Regions from separate parts of the Homo sapiens genome. Here region 1 is linked to region 2. A link is a loop called in an ENCODE intact Hi-C map of the cell type or tissue named here. Cell type or tissue: mammary epithelial cell. All regions are shown on one strand. Links, peaks and the distances in the headings refer to the core of each region. The heading gives the core; the rest is flanking DNA.

The links. A loop is a pair of places that touch in the nucleus more often than their neighbours do. Peaks named below come from ENCODE experiments on the same cell type or tissue, not always from the same donor. Only the 100,000 strongest peaks of a DNase experiment are listed, where the experiment ranks them.
Region 1: it touches region 2 in a loop (7-fold over the local background); 5 of 110 quality-filtered maps call a loop at or near these places.

Annotation. Positions count from the first base shown.
Region 1 is chr5:42,632,914-42,640,913 of GRCh38, reverse strand. The region is part of intron 3 of GHR (growth hormone receptor); the gene reads right to left. Among named protein-coding and RNA genes, the nearest start is that of CCDC152, 120 kb to the left of the region's middle. In mammary epithelial cell, for the core only: a CTCF peak has its summit at 4,283 (motif pointing right); no DNase peak of the experiment used is centred there; H3K27ac peaks cover 255 bases.
Region 2 is chr5:42,411,473-42,427,190 of GRCh38, reverse strand. It overlaps GHR (growth hormone receptor), which reads right to left and starts at 3,752. Exons shown (of 10, transcript NM_000163.5): 1 at 3,236-3,752. RefSeq lists promoters at 2,130-2,547, 2,712-3,059, 2,712-3,480, 3,678-3,778, 3,388-3,960 and 1 more, cis regulatory regions at 3,583-3,623, 3,961-4,469 and an enhancer at 3,607-3,756. In mammary epithelial cell, for the core only: a CTCF peak has its summit at 3,773 (motif pointing left); a DNase peak (open chromatin) is centred at 3,740; H3K4me3 peaks cover 2,072 bases.

The DNA of each region.
Region 1 (8,000 bases), core at 1-8,000, 210 kb before region 2:
GTGACAACCTAAGCTATCTGTTGCCTGGACTAAAGCAGAACATAAAAGCAGGGATTCTCAAACGAGGGTCTTTCAGGACGCAAAATTAAGTTTTGTATTTTTTGGTAGAAATACATGGCAATTAAAAGATACACACACACACACACATATATGATATGGAATAAGATGTTAGGTATTTTATTATATATGAAACACTGAATATTTATTTTTAAATTTATTTTTTTTCCAAATTTGGCTGTATAGGCCTTCTCTGGGATTTGAAACATAAACTATTCAAATACAAAATACGCTACCTAGATGAAGGATTTTTCTTATCCTTCCAGAAAAATATACATGAATTTATATAGGAGATAAGTTTTGGTGAATGAGGTGAAGGGGTAAGTAGGGTCAGTGTCCCAGGCAAGTCCTACTCTTCCAGGAGTAGTAATAATAATAGCAGTAGTAGTAACAGCAGCAGCAGCAGTAAAAATAATAAAATACCTAACACCTTATTCCATATCTTCCATATCTACTTTGTGCTAGGAACTTTTCTATGTTCCTACTCGCTCCTCACAATGACCCTTTGAGATAGATGTTAGTATCTCCATTTCGAGATGGATAAATTGAAGCTTGTGGGGTATTAGCAGTATGTTAGGTCATACTTAAGAGACAACTCATGGTTCCCAGCTCCCCAAACCCCAAAGTCCTCATCACATAGCCTGTGGGACCAATTGAAACCAGTAAGAGAGTTTGCCACAACCACTGATAAGAATAAATACCCACAAGACTTTTGCAGGACCTTCTTGTTTGCTTTTCCCACATGAGATAGAAAAGTCCCAAAAGAGAAAATGCATCTACTGCTCTCAGATTTGAGAAGGCAGTTAGGTTACTTATCTGTGTCAGTATTAGTGTTGAGGAAAAGGATGCCAAACTGCCAAACTCAAACACTATGAAATCTATGCTAACACCTCTCCCTCCACACTTCCCTTCTTCAATTGCTCTCAGGTAATTTCTGGAACTTAGTATGATATTCACCTAATAAACATTATTTAAGCTTCTACTTTTTGTAAGGCCCTGGCTAAACCAAGGGTGGAGGAGCAGAGCATATAAAGATGAGAAAGGTTCAGTCCCTGCCCTCAAAGAACTTACAATCTAGAAAGGAAGATACCATGTGTACACAAGCCACTGAAGTTCAATGCAAGAGATGCATAACTTCAAAAGTTTTTGGAATTCACAGAAAGAAAAACTTCTGTCAGAGTAAGGATGGCATCAGGTGTCTCTCCATTTCTCTGAGGATAACCCTGGCAGAGTTTCATGGTAGCAGGTACACAAAACCATATGTGCTGACAACACAGAGCATAGATGGATTTGCTACAAATATTGGCTTTCACAATAATTCAAATTCGGGGTTTTAAATTCTATTTATTAAGGCATAGTAGGAGATAAAAAAAGAAAAAAGGCTGCTTTTCCATGACAGATAAAAATAAAAAGATAACCTGCGGCAGTGAAGACATGAATGACATTTGAGAATATGTCAAGGACTCAGAAATTGTCTCTGAAAATACATCTATTATGATTCTGTGAGGTTTCAGGTTTATGAGTCTTTAAAGTGCACAATTTCCTAAAGAGAGAATCTTTTGTCTTTATTCTTCAGCAAAAATTCAGTGATAGCAGTTAGTTTATAAAAGATCTACAAACTACAATGTCAAGTGTGTTCTCAAACTGGAGCTGTATGGTGCATTGATCCTTCATTAAATAAATATTATGCAATAATGATGACACGTCTCAGACAGTCCAGCTGCAAATAATTGCCCTTTCCATCCATCACCAAGCATTTACAGGTGTTCAGTCTTCATTGGATGGAGTATCTTTAATAATACTGAATGATATGTCCACATTGATTAGCCGATACATTGAATCCTTACTTTACACTATTACAGTCGTGAGCCACACAATGATGTTTTGGTCAATGACAAAGGTGACGTTTCCGTTGCCTCTTCAAACATAACCATAATACCTCTTCAAGCCTCTTTAAACATAACCATAATAATTTTATATGTCATTAGAAATAAAAATTATTTATTTTTTTACACAAGAAAATATGCTCCCTGTAACAGTTTAATATTTATGAATGCAAGCACAAACATACAAACCATTAAATGTATATATCAATGCTGCAAACAGAAATACAGTGCAACCCACATATGTAATTTAAAATTTTCAACTATAGTCTTGTGCTGTATAATGATGTTTTGGTCAACGACAGACTGCATATATGATAGTCGTCCCATACGATTACAATACTATATGTTTACTGTACATTTTCTATGTTTAGATACATAAATACTTACCATTGTGTTACAATTGCTGAGAATATTCAGTACAGTAACATGCTGTATAGATTTGTAGCCTAGGAACAATAGACTATATCATAAAGGCTGGTGTGCAGCAGACTGTACCATCCAGGTTTGTGTGAGTACACTTCATGTTTACACAATGATGAAATTACCTAATTATGCATTTCTTAGAACCTATCCCCACTGTTAAGTGATGCATGACTGTAATTTATTTCAGAAGAGTTTACTATGAAGCAAATTTATAAAGTGAACACTGTATTGTCATTAATGCCAATTATGAAATTGAAGATAACAGGAGACTAAAAGAGGGTAACCAGTACAAACTTGATGATTAGTTCCTTAAAATACTATATTATACTGAGGGGGCAGTATAGTATTTGGGATGCTGAGGGGGGCAGATCACGAGGTCAGGAGTTCGAGACCAGCCTGACCAACACGGTGAAATCCCGTCTCTACTAAAAATAAAAAAAATTTGCCGGGCGTGGTGGTGCACGACTGTAATCCCAGCTACTCAGGAGGCTGAGGCAGGCAAATTGCTTGAACCTGGGAGGCGGAGAGTGCAGTGAGCCGAAATCGCACCACTGCACTCCAGCCCAGGCGACAAAGCGAGACTCCGTCTCAAACAAACAAACAAACAAACAACCATATTATAGCTGCTGGTGGGAATGTAAATTAGTTCAGCCACTGTGGAAAACAGTGTGGAGATTTCTCAAGGAAATTAAAACAGAACTACCATTCAACCTAGCAATCCCATAACTGGGTAGATACCCAAAGAAAAATAAATCATTCTACAAAAAGGACACACGCACTCATATATTCATCACAGGACTATTCATAACAGCAAAAACATAAAATCAACCTAGATGCGCATTGATGGTGGACTGGATAAAGAAAATGTGGTACACGTATACCATGAAAAGCTATGCAGCCATAAAAAAGAACAAAATCATGTCCTTTGCAGCAACATGGATGTATGTGGAAGTCATCATCATAAGTGAATTAACGCAGGAACAGAAAACGAAATACCATATGTTCTTACTTATAAGCAGGAGCTAAACACTGGATAAACATGGGTATAAAGATGGCAACAGTAGACACAGGGGACTACTAGAGTGGTGAAGATTGGGAGCGGGGTGTGAGTTGAAAAACATCAAGTAATATGCTCAATACCTGGGTAAGGGGATTATTTGTACACCAAACCTCAGAGACATGCAATTGACCCATGTAACAAACCTGCACGTGTACCCCCTAAATCTAAAATAAGAGTTGAAAAAAAAGAATTAATTGCTTTGCTGTTTAGAATGGTTTGGCATACTTTTTTTTAGAGGGCCAGAGAGTAAATATTTTAGGTTTGTGGACCTATGCTCTGTGTCTTAGCTACTCCACTCTGCCACTGTAGCCCTAAAGTAAACACAATCTGAAACAAACAGGCATGGGTGTGGTCCAATAAAACTTTATTTACAAAAACAAGCATCTGGTCTGAGGGCCTGTTTGCCAACCCTTGGTTTAAATATTTGTTGACCTAAAGAAAAAAAACACAGAGGTAGCTTACCTTGTACCAGATATTGTGAATTATATGCAAATAAATTTCCTATAAATCATACTATATTTTCAAAAGTCCTTTGAAAGTTGTGTAACATTTTTTCCTAAGTAATAAGTTCTTTGTTTAGCAAATGATCACCTCTTGTTATTTTTGGCTTAAATATATATTACCTTATATTGCATGTATTTGCCATGAGACACACAATTACTTGAACTACTATTTAATGGTAACTACATTTGAACGCTTTGTCAAAGCCATAAATCTTTTTGTAAATGTCTGCTTTCTCAGTGTGTAGGTTAAGTTGTATTAAAGTCTGGTTACACCTAAATAATAAATTCAAGATATTTTCCCAGTGCATAAATGTACATTATTTAAAAAAACTGTTCCCCACTAGGAGGAGCCAGTGTGAACAAAGGGCTTTTCTGGACTTCAGGTATCCTTTCCTGGTGAGAGACTCATGTGTGCAGAAGCTAGGGCTCTCTCGGGAGCAGTGATTAGAGTTGGTTTTGAAGCTGTGGAATTAAGCAGCAAATCAGTGGGCTACAAGCTAGAAGAACTCAAAGGTCACAACCAAAAAGGTCACAACCAACTGTTGGATGCTTTAACTTTCAAGAGTTACTAAAAAGTGTTCACCACCCATTGGGGTCACCCAGGGTGAAAGAATGTTTGTCTTGAATTATCCCTTTAAAAAATGTGTGTTATGCTTTGGCAAAGAAACCATGCTAGAAGTCAGTATATAGAGTGTACATAGGCATACTGAAAATTTAAGTAAGATGCTTAATCATCCTTCTTAGGCTCTAATTTTTTTTTTTTTTTTTTTTTTTTGAAACGGGGTCTCGCTCTGTCGCCCAGGCTGGAGTCCAGTGGTGAGATCTCGGCTCACTGCAAGCTCCGCCTCCCGGGTTCACGCCATTCTCCTGCCTCAGCCTCCCAAGTAGCTGGGACTACAGGCGCCCGCCACCACGCCCGGCTAATTTTTTGTATTTTTAGTAGAGACGGGATTTCACTGTGTTAGCCATGATGGTCTCCATCTCCTGACCTCGTGATCCGCCCACCTCGGCCTCCCAAAGTGCTGGGATTACAGGCATGAGCCACCGCGTCTGGCCTAAAATTTTTTTTACTCACTTCTAAGATTAAGGCTTTTAGAGACCTATGCCCACAAACAGATTTCTAACTATTTTCTTATTGTTTGAGTTCCAAAAGAAATAGAAGACCTCAGTATATGTTTACAACCAGAAGGGACCTGCATTCCAAAGGTTTCATTAATAGTGCCTAAGTCAATGCACAGAGAGAAACAGGTCTCTTGTAAACTAAGTGGTAAATATCTACTTACCACTTATCATTGCTCAGAAAATTGCTTGAAGTTGAAGGGGGATAAAAAAGTTAAGACCAAATATTTCTTTCAAAAAATTCTTACCTCTCAACGATTTTGTGTGAAAACAAAGCAGTATATAATAAAGCACTAACGTGTGAAACTAATGGCAGTCATTATCTGAGTATTTCAGGCTGGAAAAAAGTCACTGCAAAGTCCATATAAGTAAAGACTGTTGTTTTAATTATTAATATAGTTGTATGCTTTAATTAATATTTTACTTACCTAGGGACAGATACAACTCATTGCATTGGCAATATCTTCTTCACTCTCTTGGGCTGTTAAGAGACTTAAGCTGTTTTCTCTGTACCTCCATTTCTTCTTACATAAAGTGCATAATTTAACCTGCCTTTCTCTTATTTCAGAGAACAAGGAAGGGGGATAAATAATAACCCTAGGGTGCTTGGTGTTATCTGGAGATTAGTGCTTATGTGAGTCAGGAAAGGCTGAGCACTAGGTTGGGTACAAGAGAGAGCCAACATAAACACTGTTTCCTTAAAAGGGATTGCAAGAATCTATGTTTACTTACTAAATTGTTTATTGAATAGTTTATAAACAAGTAGACTGTCAATAATTTAATGTCAGCTTCCATGTCAGAACCCAGTATCAAATCTGCTCTCTACTGCTTGTCCAAAGCTCAAGTTTTTTTTTTTTTGTTTTTGGTAACCAATAAAGACTGTGCATTCACTCTAAGATGCCATCTCTGCCAGGACACATTTCCCTTATGTTATACTTAATTTAGTTAAATTATCAGCTAATAAGTTCTTGATGTTGAAAATATCTGATAAAAAAGAATGAAAGCAGAGAGGCAGTGGTGGGCCGCAGGCAGGAGTAGGACTATTTATGATTCCCTTGGCAGTTGAACTGATATGTCCTGCAACGTTATCCAAGACCGACCCATGACACTAGGTCCCTGACCTGAAGGAAAGGTTCTGTGGAAGGCTTTTCGGAAAGGCATAGTATTTATACTCAGCAATAGACAAGATAAAATTCTCCTCCTCTATATCTTTATCACTCTCCTTTCATAAATGACTGCTGAACAGCATGGAGTAAACTCCCTGGTAGCCAAAGAGTACTTAAGATACTGGGGAGGGCTTGGCTTCTGTTTATTTTTTGCAGTGTGTGTGTGTGTGTGTGTGTGCAAAATTCAATAACCATCCGTGAAATACTCAGCATATGTCAAGTATGTAGCAGGTACTGTAGGATATAATGATGTGTAAGATATTGTCCCTATCTTTAGAGATAGTTCAATTTATTAAGGGGGGGTGCAAAAAGCACTACATTTGGTTGAACCAAAAGACATAATGATTTTAGGGTCCAATATAGAGTTGACATGGGCAATTTCATACGGTTCAATTTAATACACATTGGAATAAAATAAGAGCCATAAGAGAATACAATAAATACCACGTAAGCTTACTGTAGGGCCAGATACTATTCTAACTACTTTAAATATATCAACACTTATAATTCTCACAACCATCTTATGAGGTAGGTACTATTAGCATCTTTATTTTAGAGATGAAAAAAAAAAGACAAAGAGATCATAAAATTTAGAGAAGATCATACAGGAAGTAAGCAGTAGAACTGGGTCTTAAACTAAAGCTTACTCCAGAGGCTGAGTACTTAAACTGCGGTGCTACGCTCTCTCTCCTTGCGAGAGAGGAAAAAAAGGCTACAATTCTAAAGCAAAAGCAGAATCCTCTTGTGGGAACTGGGCAAAGCTTTGTGGATAAAGTTGTATTTGAAATATGGCTCACAGGACAAAATCTATGAAGGATTGTTTCAGACTGAGAGGAAAGAAGAGGAAATTACTGGTAAAAGGGTCATTGTAAATGGATATAATGAAGCAAGACTGCAGGGAATATAAACATAGGAGTACATAAGAGAAAAGGGAGATAAGGCTAGAAAAGTGTGTAAGATGAATGCTGTTGAATTTTCTGAATGCCAGGGAGATAAGTTTATTCATAATTTAGAAAAGAGTTTGGAGCTACTATAGATGATTGGGCAGATGAATCACTGAATCAGAGGTAGGCAGGAAGAATTAATCAAGAACAGAGTATGGTGGCTTGGAATAGGGAAAAATAGGAGATAGGAAGAAAAATTAGGAAGCTAGGACAAGAGTCCAGCTAAGAATGTATACGGACCTGGACAAGCAAGATGAAGTTTACTATATTAAATTTTTGTCCTGCAAAAGTTTTTATTGAAGTTAATGTAACTCACAATTGTTTGAATGTTTGTGAACTTCTAGCATTCAAGCAATTCATTTGCTTGCCTATCTAATATGATAATATTTTGGAATCCTTTCAAAACTTGCCTCTGATCTCAGCCATTAATACTCATGTTCAAATGCCTATTTTCATGAAAACTTAGACTAATTTATGCTCCAATAAGCAGTCAATAAAACTTGCTCCAGTTGGATATTCATTTCATTTTGAGGTAAAAATGCTATCAATCACAAAATTTACACTTTTATAGGAATACAAGACAAATTCAGTGAAAAGCAATGACTTTTAAAAATAGGGGAAAAATCTCCCTCAGAAAGATGTGCAATCATCTAATTTTTTTCTCTATATGTGTTTAAGAAAGTCTTACATGTTTGGCCCAACAAATCTTCTGCCAATAAATAATCATGACAGAGAAATAAAATTCTTGAAAAACTACAAAGAACGTGCAACCACAGCACCCTAGTTGAGGTGCCTGTCTTATTTGGGAATACTAAAAATGTTTTGCTTTTCTCTAGGAGATT
Region 2 (15,718 bases), core at 1-8,000:
AATGTACAATCAAGGGCATCTTGTTCAAGGCAGAGGAGGGTGGAACCCTATAGTGGATGAAAAACTGCTCCAAGAGTAGGCAAAAGGGGATTCGGCAAGGAGGATAATATTTGTTTTCAAGTATGGTAAACACAGGGAAAAGAGACTAGATTCATTGTGGTCAGCTGCTGAAGGATAGGCAAGTGGATGGAAGAAAATGTTGATTCAGTATAAGAACTTTCTAGAAATGAATCTTTCCTAGAATGGACTGACCAATGAAAAAGGGAGATTTCCAACTGATTATTTCCAATAAGAGATAGACTAGACCATTTTCACAGATAGAGGTTCATGCACCAGATAATTACCTCTAAAGTAATTATCATCTTAAGTAATTCTTTTATGGGACATATTATTTATATTATCTGTTTCAGGTTGAAAAAAATTACTTGCCAGAAAGACATTCTGTACTGTCTTGTTTACACAATTGGCTGAGGGATGACTCCAGTCTTACCAAACTTCGATTCTTATCAATTGAAGATTGAAAAGGTGATTAGGAGATTTGAATGCTCATAATATTTAAATAATTACCACAGAAATTATAGGGTTCTTTTTAAAGAAGAAAAAGTATTGGCTTGTATGGACACACATAAACACATTAAGAAATATAAGTTATTTTCATTACTGACATACTTTTTAAAAATTGCTCTTTAAAAGCAAACCAAATTCCCATAGTTGTGCAATTTGCCAGTGGTACGACCTGAGAAGTGTAATCTTCAGGTTAGCAGATTTAAAAAACATAATCCATGCTTTTTTCACTAAGCTAAACAATTTACTGTCCCACTTTCTCACTACGTCACTCACATTTATCTTTACATTAACATTGCTCACCAGGAGATAGCCAAAGAAGGCTAGCCAAGTTGGACCAACTGCAAGATTTGTTTCCCTGCTGCAAGATTTGCTTCATGCACTTGGAAGAAGCACGCTGCAACTGTGGCTCCATTTATTATATTATGCTATAAACATTATGTCCTGAGCTAACAAGATACTCAACATGACAATCCCATAGGTTACCAAGCACTGTAAACATCTGTTTAAGCAGGCGCCAGAGATAGCATACAGGAGGCCTCTAGTATCCATTTTAAAGTGGTTTATGATGTGGAGTCTGCTGTTTAAAAACTAATAATAAAAAACATGGGCCCAAAGCCTGGCTAAAACAAATTTTTGTGAGCACAGTTATGTTCATTTTGAAAAAAGAATGCACTCATCTCGTCACTTTGTCATTGCATTTATAGACTTTCATTTCACACCTTTGCCCATTAAGTGTTGGCTTTCCATGGGCTTCAGGAGACCATAACTATAATTTCACTGTGATATATTTACTCCAATAAAAAAAAGCTAAATGTTGACACACCAACTTTCCTTAGATTAATGCAAAACAAAAAGTTTATAAGGGTGGAAGAAGATGATGAGAGACGGGACAACCTCTTTAAGCTACACATGATGTCTTCCAAAGGTCTTTAGGCCAAAACACATCCTTCCAGCTCCATCCAAAGGCCCAGAAGGGAAGCTGTAGATAGCTGAAGACTCCTTGAAATCTAATCTGGAAACACTGAGCTTTGCTTTTCTCAAAAGGAAAAAGAGCTCCCAATCACTGAATAAATAGAATCAACAATCCTGTCTGCTGCATCAATTTTGTTTCTATCCAGCATTTTAATTTCTGGAAAGGTTTCAACATTTATCATCAGAAAAAAGACACTTCTAGGGTGATTCAGGTGGAAACTAGCCTGGAACACCAGTTGCTCAGGAAACAGAGCCTGACCTGCCACAATATCCCATGTCTGCAAGAAAAGATGAGTGTCTTCCCAGGCACACACACCAGGGAGCCTGAATACCTCTGAAACCAGCCAGTCCCTGGACTGTGGACAGCAGCACCCTGAAAATTTCAAATTCATAGCTCCAACCTGTGTCTGTCTCCGAAGTTCTGTACTCACACATATTACACATCCCTTAGACCTCCCAAACGCCCTCCCATGCAGTTCTCCTGAGAACTCCCCAAAACCTCACTTCCAGTCCTCAGCCACTCAGGGCAATGCGTTTAGTTATTTTAAAGCCCTTAATACTTAATCCTATGCAGAAACTACTCTGACTTCCCAACACTTTGGCCTTCCGTTACCTTTCTCTGTCCCTTCCAAGGTCTCCTGGCGGCACAAACAGACAGGCGGCACCTCTGTGGCCTCTTCCACCCTGCACACCCTACTGGCTCAGGCGCCGACACGCCTCCCCAGGCGCACACTCGCGCGCGCACACACAGCGCACACGTACACTCATTCAGGACACACAGTCCGCGCCAGACCGAGAGCCCCCGCAGCTCGGTCTCAGCAGGCATCCCCTCGGGCTATATATAAAGCACTCGCCCCAAATAGACTTCCCCACGCACTCGCAAGTGCCCTGCCCCGCACCCTCTGCGCCGCCAGCGCCCTCTCCCTAGACACGCGGCCACCCCATTGACCCGCAGCCTCTGGCAGTTCTGTCAAAACTTTAAGCCTGGTTGATTTTACAACCACTAGTGTGTCAAAAGCTGGGGGAGGTCGGCTCGCCACAATTTCCACTTACCCCAGTTCATGCGGACTGGTGGCTGTCACTCTACTGACCCCAGTTCCATCGGTGCCAACGTGCGGCTGCGGCCCGCACAAACGCGCAAAAGACCGCGCGCTCTGCGCGCTGTGTCCACGCGCACAGCTCGACCTCCCCAGTCTCTCCAGTCGCGCTGCCGGGGATTCTTCCCCGCGCAACAGCAGCAGCCTCGGCAGTTCCTGCCGCAGCCAGGCAGATGATGGCAAACAGAAACACACTAGCAAAACTTTTATGACTTTAACAAAACTGTCTCCGGAGTAAACCCCTCCACGTACACTACTCGCGGGCCAGAGCAGACGCCAGAGTGTGATGGTTCGTCTGTCGCCCGCAACTCCCTGCCGCCCTCACCAACTTCCAGACACACACACACACACACACACACACACACACACACACACACACACACTAGATTGGGTTACAACAACCCACCAGCAGAAAACAACTTCTTCGCAAGGAGGAGGGGAGCACAGCCAAGTCATCCGGAATAAAAAATTATCCGTGTAAATATATAAGACAGATCCTCCCGTTTTCATAAACAACTAGAGTCCCAGGGTTCACCCTCAGGCCCCCTGGCACAACAGGAGGAAAATAAAGCCAGACTCCCGGAGCCCCACTCCAGTACCTCCGAGCTTCGCCTCTGATCAGAGAGCGCGGGTTCGCGTCTGCGCTGGGGCCAATGGTGCCGGGGCCTCCGGCCCGCGTGGCCCCAGCCCGGGGTCCCCGCCGCCGCCCGGGCTCAGCAGCAGCCGCCGCCGCCACCGCCACTGTAGCAGCTGCTGCTGCCGCTGCCGCCGCCGCCGCCGCTCCCTAGCCCTCCTCCTCTTCCCATGGCTGCGCCCTGCTTGGCAGCTCGCGGGCTGTCAGGCTTGGGGAGGAGAGAGGGGGCGGGGTGAAACGGGAAGGGAGGATGGGAGGGCAGGGGTGGGAAAAGGCGGCCACCGTTCACCAGGGGTCACGCCGCGCCTGGCCCGCAGTCCCCCAGATCCAGGTTGCAGAAGCGAAGGCGAAGCGGACGTTCAAGGAGGCCAGTTCGAGAACTGCTGCGGAGAGGCCGAGTGCCGCCCGGGCCAAGCATTCCGAGTTGCTGGGATGAAGTCTTCCCGGCGAGGAGCTGGAGTTGGTGCGTGTCACTCTCAACTGAGCTGCGCGGCTCCTCCTAGAGGAAAATATTGGTAGTTGCAATACACTTCCTTCCTCTCCGCCTGCCCGTTCCAAATGAAAGCAGGACCTACAAGAGCGTTAAGTGCAGTCCACAGACTCAAAGAAACACTTACAAAAAGGTTAGCTATCTCCAGGAATGAGAGGAAGATCAGCGAGATACCTTGGAAAGCGTGTTTAGCCATCCAAATATTGCCTTTCCATCAACAATCAAGTTCCAAACTCCTGCTCACTGGGGCACAGTGAAAAGATAGTTAAAACTACGAAGGACTTTATTGTGGAGGTTAGAAGACGGAGACAGAGAGAATGAGTAATTTACCAAGGACACTCAGCATGTTAGCAGAGAGGTATCTGCTAGAGGACAGGGATGCAGGGAGAGCAGACACAGGCCCCAGCCTGAAGTTCCTGAGCCAGGAAAAGGGTTTTAACTCTGCCTCACGCTGGACATAGCTCATCTGTCAAATGCGAGCCCTGCCTACTTCATTCACAAGAAGTTGTAAAAGTGTTGCAGAAAGTTAAAGTTGTGCATAAGCATGTCATTTTTGTACAGCATCAAACCCCAAGTCACTATATGCTTTTCTGAGTAGAGAGTACAAAAATCTAGCTCCAGGTTGTCTCAGATCTGAAGGAGTAGCTAGTCATGCAATCTTTCCACTATTTACTGACGGTCAATTGTAATGTCACTTACTTATAAGCTTCTAACAGCTTTGGCTTACTAAAGACTTTTTTTTTTTAACAGAGCTCCCAGACACAAACCCAAGTTTATACCCAGAAAGAAATGTTTAAACAACTTAAAGGAACCAAGTTTCTTTTCTTTAGAATAAAATATCTATAGGGCTTTGAAGTAGTACACGGGAGCCAAGACTTGAGAAGGAACAGAGGACCAAAGACTCTGGGATAGCAGATATCACATAAGATACCCCTATTTTCAAAGGAATCAGATAAGTGAAAAACTGTTCCTTAGAATGCTTTCAGAAGCTCAGCTGTGGCTCAAATACCCCAGCTGTTCCAGACAGACACCTAGAATGAACGAAAAAGGAAAGATTCTGGAAGGGGCGTGTTTTATCATGGGGTGGGATGGTTATTGATCCTGAACTGCTCTTGTTCTATGGCATCTAAAAATAAGGAGGCATTTAGTTCCCCTAAGACTCTTCCCCAAACCATTGATTTCTGGGGCTTCATACTTTGCTGGAGCAATAGTGGTGCTTGGCTGTGTCTGGAGCTTTTAAAAGGGGAGGTACCCATATAGAGAAACTTGGGAAAGTAAAAGATTAGGGCACAGTCAAGAAAAACTCCTGCTGGGTGGTCCATACCTGCCAAGCTGGCTGACAGGGTAGTCCTGGCAGGAGTAGAGACCAGACAGGCCTCAAATGCTGACTCCACGCCTGTCTGAAATGACCTTCCAAGTTGGACCTTCTTCAGAGCCTGGCACTACCAACCTCTCTGTTTATATCCTCTCTGTGCCTTCTCATCCTTTGCCCTTCTTCCCTGAGCTAGAGAATCTTGATCTAGTTTAGGAGGTGCCAGACGGAGTCATAAAAGATATTCTAAATTCTATTGTTTATGCTCTGAGATGAGCTCAGGGCCATACTTAAAAAAATAAGAATTGACTTCTTTTTTTTTTTAAATCTGGGTTCAGCAATATCCTCCATTCTGTGTGCCATGAAACTAGACTACTCTGGCTGCTGCTCTGTCTTTGATTTTTAAAAAGTCATCATGCACAGAAAACATAGGAAAAGACACCTCAGTTAATACTATAGAACTAGATATAAACCTGCAACTGACATGAAGGGCAGTCTTTATTTTTAAGCCTCGTAAGTAAAGGTCCTTCAATCTCATATATGACCAGGTATTGGTCCATAGTAGTATGTGCCTCTTTATATATTCCAAATTGTGAGGGAAAATGTAGCAGGTATTGAGTTGATTAATTTGTTATAAGTTAAGGCATGCCAGAGCACATTTACCTTCTGAAGAATGAAACTGCATTTGCTCATGGTTTCCACTCTGCTTGGAAGATCCTACTTTGTCCACCCAGAGAAATCCTTCTTAATCTTAAAGTTCCAATCAATTGTTTACTTTCTCTCTGAAGGTCTTCCTGACTATTCCCCAGGGTGGAATTAATTAATTCTCCCTGTATCAGCACCTTTATAGGCCTTTATATCTTCTTTTATTAAATATTGCAGTTTTGTTGACATGTCTGCTTTTCTCATTAATTAAGAGATTTCTGAGGGAGAAACTATATATTCTTAATATCTGTACCTGCAATGTCTAGGTTAGTGCCCAGTATTTACAGAGTTTATAAAGCGTCCAATAAATAATCAAATTGAATGAAAAGTTGTATCTCTTGGATTTATATCTCTAACCCAGATCTCTCCACAGAGCTCCAGGCTAACAACTGGGTATCTCCATTTGGATGTCTAACAGACCTCTGAAACTTGACATGTCCACATCTGAACTCTGGTTCTTTCTCCTTAAACATACTCCAATCACAGTGGGTGACATTTCCATCTCAGTAGATGGCAACTACTTCCTGCCAGTTACCCAGGCCACAAACCTTTGAAATCATCCTTACTTCTTCTCTGCCAATCACATTCCACATTCAAAACTCTGTCTATTTTCTTGGAGAGGTCCAGAGACACCTGGTCTGAACCACCAGAATTTCTCAGATTACTGCAGTAGTCTCTCAACTCAACTGGTCTGCTTGCTTTGACAAACCCCACCCCTAATCCCCAACCAACACCAACAACAACCCAAAGTATAAATTCAGTTGCCATAGTCATTCCTTTTAAAATTAATATCATGTCATTCCTCAGCTCAAAACCCTCCAATGGTTCCCCATTCAAATCAGAATAAAATTCAAAATGGCCCATGAGACCCTACGTGAGCTATGTACCTTTGCCCCACACCTCATCTCCCATGAATTTCCCCATCACTGGGTCATCCATTCTGCTCCCAGCACACCGGCCTCCCTGCTGTTTCTTAAGCAGGCCAGGCAGACTCCTAACTTGAAGGCTTTTTGCTGGCTTTTCTCTCTGATTTAAACACACTTCCACAAATATTCATTTGCTTCCTCCTACAGTTCCTTGAAGTCTTTACTCAGATATTGGCTAACTTATCTTGTCCAACCTATTTTACCTTATTATGGCCTTACCTTATTATGGCCCACCCTTCCCCAGTCTTTTATACATCCCCAGTAGGGCTTAGCAAAAAATATAAACTGCCTTGAAGACAATAGAAACAATTAGAAAATAATTCTGATTATATATATTCAAGTGCAGATATCTAGGTCAGATCGCCATCTCCCCAAACCATAAAACACCACAGTATAAACTTCCTAAATCTACAGTTATCTGAGGTTAGAGCATGGCTTTAGTCACTCTGTTGTACTATAAAATGCCAAAGCTTCTTCTCAAAACAAAACAAAAGAGGCCAAAACACTTAAAGTAGCATTTTATAGCTGTTTTGTTTTATAGCATTTGTAGTTGAAGAACATAGGATTGTTAGTCAGGAGCCTTGGGATCCTGTGTGGGTCCTCTGTGATTTTGGGTAAATTAGTTACTAATCTCACAATGACTCCATTTCTTGGCCTATAGAAGGAAGGGGTTGCTCTCTGAGATCATTCAGCTGTAAAATAAAGTATTAGATTGATATTTGTAAATCAAATTATGATATCAAACATTTGTGATAAATTCTAAATTTATTTGAATAATATTTGACCAAATGTCCGGGTACCATGCCCTAGCAAAGTTGACACATTGAGATGGTTAATTTTATGTGTCAATTTTGCTAGACCATGGTACCCAGATATTTGGTCAAATATTATTTTAGATTTTTTTGGCAAAGGCATTTTTATGGTAAGATTAACATTTAAATCAATAGACTTTGAGTAAATCATATTGCTCTACATAATGTAGGTGGGCCTCAATCGATCAGTTGAAGGCATTAAGAGAAAAAAACTGACCTATCCCAAAGAAGAGAAAATTCTGTCAGCAGGCAGCCTTTGGATTCAAACTGCATATCAACTATTCCCTAAATCTGTAACCAATTTACCCTGTAGATTTTTGACTTTTCAGTTTTCACAATTATGTGAGCAAATTTCTCAAAATAAGTCTCTGTATATATATCTCATGAATATGACATATATATATATATATATATCTCATGAATATGACATATATATATATATATATCTCCCTGATTAATACAATATTTACTGGTAAAATTAATAAGATTCTAATAAAATATTATCCCTTTAATGAATTTTTTTTAAACTAACACTGAATTCCCATTCACCATGTTCTTTCATTCATACAAATGTTGGTGAGCCTACACTATGACAGACTTCGTTCTAAAAACTTAGCATGCATCAGGGAACAAAATTTATACCACATATCTACAAAGATGCTGCCCTCATGGGGCTTGCATTCTAGTTAGGAGAGACAATGAACAATAAACATAATAAGTAAATCACTGAAGTGCTGATTAAAGAAAACCATAGCAGGGTAAGAGGCTCAAGAATGTCAGGTAGCAGGTACAAGAGTGCTGAGAATTCCTTCCTTGCCCAGGACTCAGCATATCATGGAATTGAGCATGTGATGCTTGTGAGCACACTGTGAGAGCTCTTTGACTAGGGTACTCTCTTTATCTTAGTCCCCTAGTTCCATCCCACAACTGCCTTGGGTGAGGATGGCAAGGGAATCATGAAGAGAAAAAAATGACTTAGGGAAGTATTTATTGCTTTCCCCCTATATTGGAAGGTAACAGGGAAAATGTTATTTCATGATCTGGGTATTCTTAGCCAAAATTTATGAGGAGGTCCCAGAGCCAGGTGAAAGCTTAAAATTGCCATTTATTGGAAAACAACCTAAGATGGCCAAATAGGAACAGCTCTCATCAGCAGCTCCCAGCGTGACTGATGCAGAAGACGGGTGATTTCTGCATTTCCAACTGAGGTACCTGGTTCATCTCATTGGGACTGGTTGGACAGTGGGTGCAGCCCAGAGAGAATAAGCTGAAGCAGGGTGGGGCGTCGCTTCACCCGGGAAGAGCAAGGGGTTGGGGAATTTCCCTTTCTTAGCCAAGGGAAGCAGTGACAGTCTGTACCTGGAGGAATGGTACACTTCTGCCCAAATACTTCACTTTTCCCTCAGTTTTCACAACCAGCAGACGAGGAAGTTCCTTCCTGTGCCTGGCTCAGCAGGTCCCACACCCACAGAGCCTTGCTCACTGCTAGTGCAGCAGTCCAACATCAAACTACGAGGTGGTAGCCTGGCTGGAGGAGAGACGTCAGCCATTGCTGAGGCTTGAGTAGGTAAAGAAAGTGGCTGGGAAGCTTGAACTGGGTGGAGCCCACCGCAGCTCAACGAGGCCTGCTTGCCTCTGTAGACTCCAACTCTGGGGGCAGGGCATAGCTGAACAAAAGGCAGCAGAAACTTCTGCAGACTTAAATGGCCCTGTCTGACAGCTCTGAAGAGAGCAGTGGTTCTCCCAGCATGGTGTTTGAACTCTGAGAAAGGACAGACTGCCTCCTCAAGTGGGTCCCTGACCCCCGTGTAGCCTAACTGGGAGACACCTCCCAGTAGGGGCTGACAGACACCTCATACAGGCAGGTGCCCCTCTGGGATGAAGCTTCCAGAGGAAGGATCAGGCAGCAATATTTGCTGTTCTGCAGCCTCTGCTGGTGATACCCAGGCAAAGAGTTTCTGGAGTAGACCTCCAGCAAATTCCAACAGACCTGCAGCTGAGGGACCTGACTGGTAGAAGAAAAACTAACAAAAAGAAAGGAATAGCATCAACATCAACAAAAAGCACATCCACACCAAAACCCCATCTGTAGTCACCAACATCAAAGACCAAAGGTAGATAAAACCACAAAGATGGGGAGAAACCAGAGCAGAGAAGCTGAAAATTCTAAAAACCCGAGCGCCTCTTCTCCTCCAAAGGATTGCAGCTCCTTGCCAGCAACAGAACAAAGCTGGATGGAGAATGACTTTGATGAGTTGACAGAAGTAGGCTTCAGAAGGTCAGTAATAACAAACTTCTCCGAGCTAAAGGACGATGTTTGAACCCATCATGAGGAAACTAAAAACCTTGAAAACAGATGAGACGAATGGCTAACTAGAATAAACAGTGTAAAGAAGACCTTAAATGACCTCATGGAGCTGAAAAACATCGCATGAGAACTATATGATGCATGCATAAGTTTCAGTAGCCAATTTGATCAAGTGGAAGAAAAGGTTTCAGTGATTGAAGATCAAATTAATGAAATGAAGTGAGAAGAGAAGTTTAGAGAAAAAAGAGTAAAAAGAAATGAACAAAGCCTCCAAGAAATATGGGACTATGTGAAAAGACCAAACCTACGTCTTATTGGTGTACCTGAAACTGATGGGGAGAATGGAGCCAAATTGGAAAACACTCTTCAGGATATTATCCAGGAGAACTTCCCCAACCTAGCAAGGCAGGCCAACATTCAAATTCAGGAAATACAGAGAACACCACAAAGATAATCCTCAAGAAGAGCAACCCCAAGACACATAATCATCAGATTCACCAAGGTTGAAATGAAGGAAAAAATGTTAAGGGCAGCCAAAGAGAAAAGTAGGGTCACCCACAAAGGGAAGCCCATCAGACTAACAGTGGATCTCTTGGCAGAAAGAGATCTCTACAGATCCCTCTCTACAAGAGATCTTTACAGATCCCTCTCTACAAGAGATCTTTACAGATCCCTCTCTACAAGAGATCTTTACAGATCCCTCTCTACAAGCCAGAAGAGAGGGGGGCCAACATTCAACATTCTTAAGGAAAAGAATTTTCAAACCAGAATCTCATATCCAGCCAAACTAAGCTTCATAAATGAAGGAGAAATAAAATCCTTTACAGACAAGCAAAGGCTGAGAGATTTACCCACCACCAGGCCTGTCTTACAAGAGCTCCTGAAGGAAGCACTAAACATGGAAAGGAAAAACTGATACCAGCCACTGCAAAAACATGCCAAATTGTAAAGACCATCAACGTGAAGAATAAACTGCATCAAGTAACGGGCAAAATAACCAGCTAACATCATAATGATGGGATCAAGTTCACACATAACAATATTAACCTTAAATGTAAATGGGCTAGATGCCCTAATTAAAAGACATAGACTGGCAAATTGGATAAAGAGTCAAGACCCAACAGTGTGCTGCATTCAGGAGACCCATCTCACATGCAGAGGCTCACATAGACTCAAAATAAAGGGATGGAGGAAGATCTACCAAGCAAATGGAAAACAAAAAAAGGCAGGGGTTGCAATCCTAGTTTCTGATAAAACAGACATTAAACCAACAAAGATCAAAAGAGACAAAGAAGGCCATTACATAATGGTAAAGGGATCAATTCAACAAGAAGAGCTAACTATCCTAAATATATATGCACCCAATACAGGAGCACCCAGATTCATAAAGCAAGTCCCTAGAGACCTACGAAGAGACTTAGACTCCCACACAATAATAATGGCAGACTTTAACATCCCACGGTCAATATTAGACAGATCAACAAGATAGAAGGTTAACAAGAATGTCCAGGAATTGAACTCAGCTCTGTACCAAGCAGACCTAATAGGCATCTACAGAATTCTCCACCCCAAATCAACAGAATATACATTCTTCTCAGCACCACATCACACTTATTCCAAAATTAACTACATAGTTGGAAGTAAAGCACTTGTCAGCGAATGTAAAAGAACAAAAATAACAACAAACTGTTTCTCAGACCACAGAGCAATCAAATTAGAACTCAGGATTAAGAAACTCAGTCAAAACTGCACAACTACCTGGGAACGGAACAACCTGCCCCTGAATGACTACTGGGTAAATAATAAAATGAAGGCAGAAATAAAGATGTTCTTTGAAATCAATGAGAACAAAGACACAATGTACCAGAATCTCTAGGACACATTTAAAGCAGTGTGTAGAGGGAAATTTAAAGCACTGAATGCCCACAAGAGAAAGCAGGAAAGATCTAAAATCAATACCCTAACATCACAATTAAAAGAACTAGAGAAGCAAGAGCAAACAAATTCAAAAGCTAGCAGAAAGCAAGAAATAACTAAGATCACAGCAGAACTGAAGGAGACAGAGACACAAAAAACTCTTCAAAAAATCAATGACTCCAGGAGCTGGTTCTTTTGAAAAGATAACAAAATTGATAGACTGCTAGCAAGAATAATAAAGAAGAAAAGAGAGAAGAATCAAATAGACACAATAAAAAATGATAAAGGGGATATCACCACTGATCCCACAGAAATACAGACTAACATCAGAGAATACTATAAACTCCTCTATGCAAATACACTAGAAAATCTAGAAGAAATGCATAAATTCCTGTGCACATACACACTCCCAAGACTAAACCAGGAAGAAGCTGAATCCCTGAATAAACCAATAACAGGCTCTGAAATGGAGGCAATAATTAAGAGCCCAACAACCAAAAAAAGTCCAGGACCAGATAGATTCACAGCCGATTTCTACCAGAGGTACAAAGAGGAGCTGATACCATTCCTTCTGAAATTATTCCAATCAATAGAAAAAGAAGGAATCCTCCCTAACTCATTTTATGAGGCCAGCATCATCCTGATACCAAATCCTGGCAGAGACACAACAAAAAAAGACAATTTTAGACCATTCTCCCTGATGAACATCGATGCAACAATCCTCAATAAAATACTGGCAAACTGAATCCAGCAGCACATCAAAAAGCTTATTCACCAAGATCAAGTTGGCTTCATCCCTGGGATGCAAGGCTGGTTCAATATATGCAAATCAATAAACATAATCTAGCATATAAACAGAACCAACTACAAAAACCACATGATTATCTCAATAGATGCAGAAAAGGCCTTTGACAAAATTGAACAGCCCTTCATGCTAAAAACTCTCAATAAACTAGGTATTGATGGAAGGTATCTCAAAATAATAAGAGCTATTTGTGACAAGACCACAGCCAACATCATAAAGAATGGGCAAAAACTGGAAGCATTCCCTTTGAAAACTGGCACAAGACAAGGATGCCCTCTCTCACCACTCCTATTCAACATAGCGTTGGAAGTTCTGGCCAGGGCAATCAGGCAAGAGAAAGAAATAAAGGGTATTCAGTTAGGAAATGAGGAAGTCAAATTGTCCCCATTTGCAGATGACATGATTGTATATTTAGAAAACCCCATCATCTCAGCCCAAAATCTCCTTAAGCTGATAAGCAACTTCAGCAAAGCCTCAGGATATAAAATCAATGTGCAAAAATCACAAGCATTCCTACACAACAATAACAGACAAACAGAGAGCCAAATCATGAGTGAACTCCCATTCACAATTACTACAAAGAGAATAAAACACCTAGGAATCCAACTTACAAGGGATGTGAAGGACCTCTTCAAGGAGAACTACAAACCGCTGCTCAATGAAATAAAAGAGGACACAAACAAATGGAAGAACATTCCATGCCCATGGATAGGAAGAATCAATATCATGAAAATGGCCATACTGCCCAAGGTAATTTATAGATTTAATGCCATCCCCATCGAGCTACCAATGACTTTCTTCATAGAACTGGAAAAAACTACTTTAAAGTTCATATGGAACCAAAAAAGAGCCCTCATTGCCAAGACAATCCTAAGCAAAAAGAACAAAGCTGGAGCCATCACATTACCTGACTTCAAACTATACTACAAGGCTACAGTAACCAAAACAGCATGGTATTGGTACCAAAACAGGTGTATAGACCAATGGAACAGAGCAGAGCCCTCAGAAATAACACCACACTTCTACAACCATCTGATCTTTGACAAACCTGTGAAAAACAAGCAATGGGGAAAGGATTCCCTATTTAGTAAATGGTGCTGGGAAAACTGGCTAGCCATATATAGAAAGCTGAAACTGGATCCCTTTCTTACACCTTATACAAAAATTAAATCAAGATGGATTAAAGAGTTAAATGTTAGACCTAAAACCATAAAAACCCTACAAGAAAACCTAGGCAATACCATTCAGGACATAGGCATGGGCAAGGACTTCATGACTAAAACACCAAAAGCAATGTCAACAAAAGCCAAAATTAGCAAATGGGATCTAATTAAGCTAAACAGTTTTTGCACAGCAAAAGAAACTACCATCAGAGTTAGCTAGGCAACCTACATGAATGGGAGAAATATTTTGCAATCTACCCATCTGACAAAGGGCTAATATCCAGAATCTACAAAGAACTTAAACAAATTTACAAGAAAAAATGAAACAACCCCATCAAAAAGTGGGCAAAGTATAAGAACAGACACTTTTCAAAAGAAGACATTTATGCAGCCAACAGACACATGAAAAAATGCTCATCACCACTGGTTATCAGAGAAACACAAATCAAAACCACAGTGAGGTACCATCTCACGCCAGTTAGAATGGTGATCATTAAAAAGTCACGAAACAACAGATGCTGGAGAGGATGTAGAGAAATAGGAACACTGTTATACTGTTGGTGGGAGTGTAAACTAGTTCAACTGTTGTGGAAGACAGTGTGGTGATTCCTCAAGGATCTAGAACTAGAAATACCATTTGACCCAGCCATCCCATTACTGGGTATATACCCAAAGGATTATAAATCATGCTGCTATAAAGACACATGCACACGTATGTTTACTGCGGCACTGTTCACAGTAGCAAAGACTTGGAACCAGTCCAAATGTCCATCAGTGATAGACTGGATTAAGAAAATGTGGCACATCTACAACATGGAATACTATGCAGCCATAAAAATGGATGAATTCATGTCCTTTGAAGGAACATGGATGAAGCTGGAAACCATTCTGAGCAAACTATAGCAATGACAGAAAACCAAACACCACATATTCTCACTCATAGGTGGGAATTGAACAATGAGAACACTTGGACACAGGGTGGGGAACATCACACACTGGTGCCTGTCATGGGGTAGGGGCATGGGGGAGGGATAGCATTAGGAGAAATACCTAATGTAAATGATGAGTTAATGGGTGCAGCAAACCAACATGGTACATGTATACCTATGTAACAAACCTGCACGTTGTGCACATGTACCCTAGAACTTAAAGTATAATTAAAAAAGCAAAAACAAACGAACAAAAATTACCATTTATTTTATGAATTTCAAAAAATAGGTATTTCAATTCAGAGTTTATAAAAACTCAAAGGAATAAATAAAACTGATCTCCTTTATGCTCTTTAGTGGATTCACCCACAGGAAAGTTACAGGCCAGGGATATGCCAGATTATGTACAGCCACCTGGTAGAGAGGAACAAAATCAAACAGGTCTCAAAAGAGACTCATGAATAAACATTCCCCTTTAAATAATTTAAGTGTGGAGATTTTTAAAAATTGACATTATTTTCTTTACCTTCTCACCAAATGCAAAAGCCTGTTTAAAAAACCCATCTGATAGACAATCATCTATCAAAGATGATGAAACAATTAGAAACATTGAGATGATTTCTGCTTTCTGAATAATTGTACTGATGAGTAACCCACTAATTCCCTCACTGGGCAGCATGACTGCATTATTTGTTAAAAATATGTTACTAAGAATTTGCTATTCTATTATTTGTACCTGATTCTATCTCTCATAGGGAAAAAATTAGCAATTTAAATTTGTTTGTTTCATGAGACACACTTACATGTCATACTGCCAGTTACCTCTTCTCCAGACCAAACACACACAGGTGTTTTCACTACTTCTCATTGACATGAGAAGTCAATGAGACTTGCTGACCCTACACCATCCTGGGCTACCTCCTTGGTGTGTGCTCCAGTTTATCAAACTCCTTCATAAATTGCTGTTCCCGGTATCAAATTCAATTCCATTGTGGTCACCACAAGATAGAGGAAGACCATAAGCTTTCAGCTAGGTGCCATAGAGTAATGAAATGACAGAAGCCCTGGAGTCTGTTAGATG